2 separate regions of the Mus musculus genome follow, and region 2 is linked to region 1. The links are chromatin contacts, found by POLR2A ChIA-PET in ENCODE. All regions are on one chromosome and are shown on one strand. Each heading gives the region's core, a stretch centred on a gene start or an enhancer-like site at or near the end of the contact. The rest is flanking DNA. Distances are from core to core; before and after follow the strand shown. Region 1 holds the start of Ccnd1 (cyclin D1). Region 2 holds the start of Tpcn2 (two pore segment channel 2).

Region 1 (3,948 bases), core at 628-3,127:
GTCTCCTTCATCTTAGAGGCCACGAACATGCAGGTGGCCCCCAGCAGCTGCAGGCGGCTCTTCTTCAAGGGCTCCAGGGACAGGAAGCGGTCCAGGTAGTTCATGGCCAGCGGGAAGACCTCCTCTTCGCACTTCTGCTCCTCACAGACCTGCGGGGATCCGGACCCTGACCGTCAACGTGGGAGGGGGGCGTCGCTCGATACGACCCCATTCCCTTCTCCTAGATTGCACAGAGAGGGATTCCGGTGGCCAACTCCCTGGGATGCGCTCCTGCTCCGAGGGTTCCCAGTGCCCACCCACCCTGAAACTGAAAGGGAAAGTCTTTGGGCAGCTGGCGGGGCCGGTCGAAGCAATGGTGGCCACGGAGACCCCGGTCCCCTGTTGAAATTAGGAAGCCACAAGCCAGAGAACCCCACCGCGGGGCTGGCGGGGCGCCGGGGGCTGGGCGCCGCTCGAGCGCACGCGAGACACAATGGTGGCGTCCCAGGCCGCCGCGCTGCATTTCCCAGACGTCATCTTTTCAAAAAATATTTAAAAATATTTAAAAAATAACTAGGTGCCTAAAAACGACCTGAAAATAACCATCGGACGACCCTTGATCCAAGCCGAGGGTCAGGAGCTCAGTGGACATCGGGGGGTGAGCTCCAGCAACTCAAACTCCGGGGGCCCCCCTTTTGCAGGGTGCGGGCGCTGTTTGCCTCTACAAGGGCATTATGCCTCACTTTAAAAATTATTTTAAAATATTTTGGGACCCCTGAGTCTCCTGCTGAACATCTGAAAATGTGCTTTTGTCCCCCTCCGCCCCCAGTTTGACCTAGACAGGTTCCTCCAAATCCAGAACCGCACGCACAACAGTCAGTCTCATTGACTAGGGGGCCACGCGACCTTGCAGCCTGGCGTTTTCTCTGGGCCAGGCAGCGTGTGCGGGGTACCCAGGTCCGCTGTTTGAACAAAGAATCCCCCACCCCAAATATTCCTCACACTGTCTTATTTAGTGATTCCCGGCCGCCACGAGGCCCCTCGTGCCTGTCCCAGCGCCCCTACTGCCGCTCCCTGCCCTGCCCCCAATTATTAATAAACACTTTTTGCTTTGCAATAAAGGAGCAAAGATGGCGCATAATATTGGCACGAGCGGCCCTTGCATACGTGTCCATGGATATTAATTTAAAAATCAAATTTATGCCCCCTCCCCCCTTGAGCTGGCGAAACGCGCAGGGGCGGCCCCCGCCGAGGCGCTGCAGGAATGGGGCACAAGCGGGGGCCACAGAAGCTCAGCCTGCACCCTCTGTGGTGTCGCTGACACCGTCCTCCCTCGAAGGCACCCCTCCCCGACTGCCCTCCACCAGGAAAAGGAATTCCCATCTTCCCAACTCCCAAACCTTCCTCGTTCAAAAGGACCCAATCTATTTATTTTGTGAATACCGAGTCCTAGCAACGCACCCGGAAAACTCCGTGACGGAAGGGAAGAGAAGGGAGGAAGATGTTGGTGATAGCAACAAGTTGCCAGGGGGTCCCAAGCTAGCAGCCTGTAAAGTCTCTTACCTCCAGCATCCAGGTGGCCACGATTTTCCGCATGGATGGCACAATCTCCTTCTGCACGCACTTGAAGTAAGATACGGAGGGCGCACAGGTCTCCTCCGTCTTGAGCATGGCTCGCAGCACCCGGTCGTTGAGGAGATTGGTGTCAGGGTACGCGCGGCGGATGGTCTCCACTTCGCAGCACAGGAGCTGGTGTTCCATGGCGCGGCCGTCTGGGGAGGGCTGTGGTCTCGGTTGGGCTCCGGTGGCGGCTGCTGACGCGCGCTGCCTCGCGCTGTACTGCCGGTCTCCGGAGCGCGCGGAGTCTGTAGCTCTCTGCTACTGCGCCGACAGCCCTCTGGAGGCTGCAGGACTTTGCAACTTCAACAAAACTCCCCTGTAGTCCGTGTGACGTTACTGTTGTTAAGCAGAGATCAAAGCCGGGCAGAGAAAAGGGGGAGGGGGAGGGCCGAGGCGGGTGCAGGGGGAGGGGGCTCGGGAGCAGTGAGGGGGGGGGGCGGCGGGGGGGGGGCAAGCCCAAACCCTTCCCCCTCAGCCTTCGTAGATATGCAAATCGCTCGGACTGCTTCTCTCCAAACTGGGAAAGAGCGGGGCAAGGGGGAGGGGGGCTTCTTTCCCTAAGAGGGTCCTCCGAGACCTGTGGAGGTGGGGTAGTGGCGGCTCTGGACAGGAGGACAGCTAGGAGGGAGGCCAGGCCACACGCAAGCCAAGGAAGAATGTATGGAAGGGGAGCCTGGGGGTGCAAGGACACCCTGTTCTTAAACCGGGAGAATGGGTGCGTTTCCGAGTACGCCACGAGGCACCCACAGGCGGACCCATTGCTTAGAAATCCCAGCGTCCCTGTCTTCTTTCAATTTCATCAACACGTGTAAAATTCAGGAACTGTGTAACACCCGAAGATGCCAGACGAGCCCTAAGCTCTCGTGCAGGCTCCATCCTGGCGCACTGGGGTGGTTGCAAAGGGCCAGAGGGGTATCTGAACTTTAAAGGATCCCCAGCCTAGCATGCGCTCGCTCAAAAATAAAATAAAACCCCGAAAATTCCAGCAACAGCTCAAGATGGTGGCCATTATTTCATCTATTCCTCCTCGCTGGGGGGGTGGGGTGGGATCTGAGATTTGTCTTCATACAGTGACCGGTTTATCCTGGCCAGGGTCCCCCAGTATCCCCCTCCTCCACTGCAGGCGGTTTGCCCAAGAAAAATAAACCGTTGAAGAAAAGGTTGAGACACGATAGGCTCCTTCCTAATTTATTTTTTAATTAAGAAAAGTAAATCGCTGCAAGTTATTAGTCGCCCTTCCAGGAACCAGACCACCGGAAGCTTCTTGATTGGCTTCGTTGAGGGTGGTGGTGTTTCTCCACCTTTAGAATTGCAGTCTTGAGTTGGGGGAGGGGGGGGGCGGCTGGTGAGAATCAAGATAAACTTGTGAGCCGATAAGGTGATATTTAAAGAGAATCTATAGATGGTCGTGGTTAACTGAATGGACTCCTAAGTTTATAATTTATAGATTCAAATAAAATATTTTTAGAATAAAGCGGTTCCACCACCTTCGTCCATTATTTAGTTCCCTAGTTTTGGAAACGTTTTCACAATACCCGACTTCAAGCTAGGCGAACTATTCACACACATTTCCCACGGAATACTTTCGTGTCCCAGAAGAAACTGGTAAAGGAGCGCACAGCGTCCAGGCGGCACACAAGACGCAAACCCCTCACCTTCCGAGCTCATGCCTTCCGCTCCCCCTCCCCCGACATTGGGGTCCCTAAAGTCCGGACCCTTCGGGACAGTGATTCCACTGTAGCTCCGAAGGTGGTGGGTGGCCCGGGCAGAGTGCCCACGCTTGCTCTGGCCACAGGCCCCGCCAAGCCTGGGAGCCTTAGCCTAAGCACGAGGGCGGCCAGGCTGCCTTTTCATTCATAAAATCCCTACCGGGCGGCAGTAAGCATGATTTATGGGGCTGCGCGCTATCACCCGCGGCTGAGTGCCTGCGAACTGAGCAGGCTAGCCTAGCCAGGGTGCGCCACCAAGGGCAGCGGGGCATAAAGGGGCTCGCCCACCCTGCAGCACGGGCTAGCGACCCGCAGCCACCCCCCACCACCGCCACCGCGGGAAAGACCAGGAAACTGAAATTTGCATGAGCCAATCCGGACTCAGTGCTGTTACTAGGCGGACCGGGCAGATCTCCACGAGGAACTTCGTTGAGCTCTGCGCTCAGGGAGAGGAGCAAAAGTGCAAGTCCGGTTGGCGGGCGTGTAGAGCCGTCCAGGAACCCGTGGGGGAGGCGCAGGAATTTGGGACCCGGCGGGGAGCGCCCTTCCTCCATCCTGGAAACCCTGCTTGTCCGAATCCCGAGCCCAGGAGGTGGGCTGCAATTCAGAGTTCTTTCCGGGACAACTGCTTTAGGAATCT
Region 2 (3,948 bases), core at 1,064-3,563, 340 kb after region 1:
ATCTCTAGGGAGCATGTCATGGGTTTCTGGGGGTCCCCAATGCTCAGAGTCCACATTACACCCCATCCTGCCACTTGGTAACTCATTCTGCCCACCCACTCCTGCTGTTTCGCCACACTACCCCAGCCACACCCACACATTCTGAACTTGACCCAGCGGAGCGAGGCCTAGCTCTCCCGAGCCTGTAAGCCCTTGATCAAGTTGTCTACCAGAAAACTTTCCCAACTTGAGAGTCCAGACTCCCTCCAGGGCTACTGCCCCTGAGCTCATCACTCTAGGTGGCAATGACACCTATAACCCCAAACATCAGAGCCAGGGGACTTCTGCTGCACGCATTGGGTCAGAATGAGGCAAAGTAAGGGAAAGTAACAGGGGCTCAGACACTGTCCTCCCATGATACCCTCTATTCCCTGTCAGCCAGGTCTAGACCTGCTCTGCCCCCCTCTCTCTCTACACACAGCCATTCTAGTTTCAGCAGAGAGGGAGGAGTGGGTGGACATGTGGTCACCTCAGTGTCTAGCTTCCTCGTCCCTATCCAGCATGCTGTGTGACCTTGCACAAGTCCTTCACCTTTCTGCACAGGTTCCTCCCCGATTTTCCCATCAGTACCCACAGATGACGGTCCTCCACTTTGCAGTTAGCCCACAAAGCCTATAAACAGCCTCCCCCTCTTTTACAGCAGTCAGGAACAAGATAAAAACCACTCTGTGAAACCTTTGACAGGGGCCAGTCAGGTGGGCCTGGTTTAGCAGGACACATCTGTAGGGACCCCTGGGATCCTTGGGAAGGCAGGCCTGCAGCAATATCTACCCCCTCTGAGAGTTTGACCACAGGTCAGCCAAACTCAGAGCGGAGATTCTCACCCACTGGATGCTGACCTGGAGACTGAAAGGTTCATTCTCATAGACAGCCCAGTCTAGGAGATGCAAATACAGAGTGTTGTCTGGGTTCTCAACAGCCCTACCCAAAACCACAGTGTTTGGAAAAAGACCCTCCAGAGTTTCTCATCCAACACTGCCCAGCCTTCCCAGAGAGTGAGTCTCTTGTGTGACAATGCCCAGCATTGAGTCTTGCCTCCACAGAGAAAGCTAAACCTGTCGCTTGTCCACTCTGCAGGGACAAGGCTTAGAAGCAGCATGGCACTGCTATCATGGACATCTGTTAAGACCCACGCACTGGATGCCACAAAATCTCTCTTTGGATCCTCAAAATGTGTCCCCTACCCCACCAGTCTGTTACTACCCCTTGTATTGAAACTCCAGCTAAGTAACCCGACGAAGACCCACACTCAGCAACTGGCAGCCCCAGAAAGGTTCCAGATGCCTAACACCAAGTATGTGTCCCCTGAACCATATGCCCTGTCCCTGACGAGTGGTTTCAGCAGAGAGGGAGGAGTAGGTGGACATGTGGTCACCTCAGTGTCTAGCTTCCTCGTCTCCTATTACGGACCCTATGTCCTCACTCTTCAGTGAAAAGGCACGGGCTATGGGTAGACAGGGGCCAGTGTGCCAACCCAGTCTGCTCCCAAACAGGGAGGAAAGGAAGTTCAGAAAGGGAAGTTTGAATGACCAGGCCACCAGCACACACAGGGCAGTGACCACACCAGAAGGCAGGGCTGTGACCTTAGGTAGGTCAGAGGTGAGGAGGGCACAACTCACTCTGTCTCTCTCTCCCTCTTCCCCTCTCCCCCTCCCCTCTCTCTGCCTAGGTTTGCTCATCTGGAAAATGAGAAGAATATCCTCCTGCCTGTCAGCCAGCATCCTCTGGAGATGACTGGGAGGCTAACTCCACTCTCCCTGGGCTCAGCAATGTCCCTGACCAAGGAAGGGAAAAGGAAAGAAGGCTCCGAAGCACTTAAGAAAACAAGGAAGGAAGTCTCCCTGGCCTTAGGTTACCAGCTTCAGCCCTTAGCAGCCAAAGCAGTGCTCCAAAGTCGCTCTCAGAGGATGTTCGGCCACTCACTGCCTGGGGACCATGGGCTGGAGCACGCTTTTCTCCCTAATGAGGAAGAAGCTAGAGTGGTGCTGTAACCCCAACACTTGGAAGGCCAAATCAAGAGGATCTGGAGTTCAAGGTCAGCCTGGCTACTTGAGACCCTGTCTCAAAAAGTAAGGAAAAAAGAAAAGTAAAACTGAAAGTGACACCTCACTCACCGGAGTGGACCTGGCCACTGCCTCGGTCCCGGCCCAGAAGGGGCTGCTCTTCTGCCGCCATCCCACCAATGTAACAGGCCGGACCTGGTCCCAGCCGCGAGAGCCAGGCGTTCCGGAGGAGGAGCTCTGTGATGACTCCCAGCAACAGCCAATGAGAACGGAGAAATCCCTCTGGAAGGCGGAAGCAACAAGCCCCTCCCCCAATGGGTGGCGCTCCGCTTCTCTGCAGCACCTAGTGGCAGAAGGCAAAGAAGCTAAGGCTATCAAGGAAGTTTTTCAATCAATGCAAATGACTACTATTCCGTCCCAGCTCTAGGAATGTCAGAAGGAATCTCTTCTTGTGAGAGAGTGGGTGAGTGAGTGAGTGAGTGAGTGAGTGAGTGAGTGAGTGAGTGAGTGAGTGAGTGAGTGAATAACTGACTGAGTGAATGAATGAATAACTGACTGATTGATTGAGGGACTTACTGACTGACTGACTGACTTAGTGACTGTCTGAGTGACTGACTGAATGTGTAACTGACTGACTGAGTTTGCTTGCTTGCTTGCTTGCTTGCTTGCTTTTTATTTCCAGAGCCTTATAAGACGCCAGGCAAGCTCTCAACCCCTGCTACACCCAAAGCCCAGAAGTGTTTAAGCAAGCATTTTGTGTGACTCAAAGCCCAGAAGTGTTTAAGCAAGCATTTTGCGTGACTCTGACGCATGTGAGTACTGTGAACAAGGGAGTGACCACAGAGGTCATGCCCCACAAAAATGAATCTTGAATTTCTCCAGAAATTAAACAAACTAAAGCTTGAAACTGGGTATGTTGATGCACAGACATGGAATCCCAGTACTACAGGTAGCAGAGACCTGAGGATTGATGTCAGTCTGGGAACAGCCTACTACTAGTTAATTCCAGGAGAAGGAGAGAGAGAGAGAGAGAGAGAGAGAGAGAGAGAGAGAGAGAGAGAGAGAGAGAGAGAGAGAGAGAGAGAGAGAGAGAGAGAGCTGTAATCTGTTGCCTGGAGATCAGAAGTCCAAAGATAGGACTATCTCTTGAGGCCTCAGAAGGCTGAAATCAGAGTATGGTCACTCTACTGGGATCTTTTTAATTTTTTCTTTTATTATTATTGTTGTTGTTATGTGTGTATACGTATGTGTTCATGTGTATGTGCGTGTCTGTGTATATATACAAGTGCAGGCAGGTTCAGACATACCACATAGTACTTGAAGGTCAGAGGACAACTTTCAGGAGTCGGTTCCAGGGACTGAACTCAGGTTTTCAGATTTACATGACAAATACATTTCACCATTGAACCCTGTCTTCAGCCACATTGTGAGATATTCTTCAGAGATGGAGGAAAAAACCCACCGTGGACCCATCAAGGAGACAGGCTGAGTTAATTTTCTTGAAGCTTGGCCTGAGATCCATGCTTCCTCACTTGCTAGGCGTGCCTGGGGTGCCTGAGACGGTTCCCAGCTCCTGGGATCACTATATCCCTCCCCCCCCACCCCCATTTCACAGCTGGCAAGCACAGATTGGATGCTCAGATTCCAAATGCACCACCTCCACATTTGACGCAAGACTTCCTGCTCTCTGACTCTCCTTTGCCCATCTCTACAGGTTTGTCCCCTGGGGAAGGCAGTTAAGGCACATATATCAGCCGGGTGGTGCTGGCTCAGAGCCTTTAATCCCAGGACTCAGGAGGCAGAGGCAGACAGATCTCTAAAAGTTTGAGCCTTGTCTAGAGTTCTAAGACAGCATGGGCTACACACAGAGAAACCCTGTTTGGAAAAACAAAAGGCAACCAAACAA

Evidence for each region. ChIA-PET counts read pairs that join two places held with the same protein, here RNA polymerase II (POLR2A).
Region 2: POLR2A ChIA-PET joins it to region 1 with 15 read pairs in embryonic stem cell. The contact joins the promoter of Tpcn2 here to the promoter of Ccnd1 in region 1. POLR2A ChIA-PET finds 5 or more read pairs at or near these places in 3 of 5 experiments (Patski and embryonic stem cell).

The regions. Positions count from the first base shown.
Region 1 is chr7:144,937,954-144,941,901 of GRCm38, forward strand. It overlaps Ccnd1 (cyclin D1), which reads right to left and starts at 1,878. Exons shown (of 5, transcript NM_007631.3): 1 at 1,543-1,878; 2 at 1-149. The coding sequence starts at 1,740.
Region 2 is chr7:145,281,698-145,285,645 of GRCm38, forward strand. It overlaps Tpcn2 (two pore segment channel 2), which reads right to left and starts at 2,314. Exons shown (of 25, transcript NM_146206.5): 1 at 2,154-2,314. The coding sequence starts at 2,214.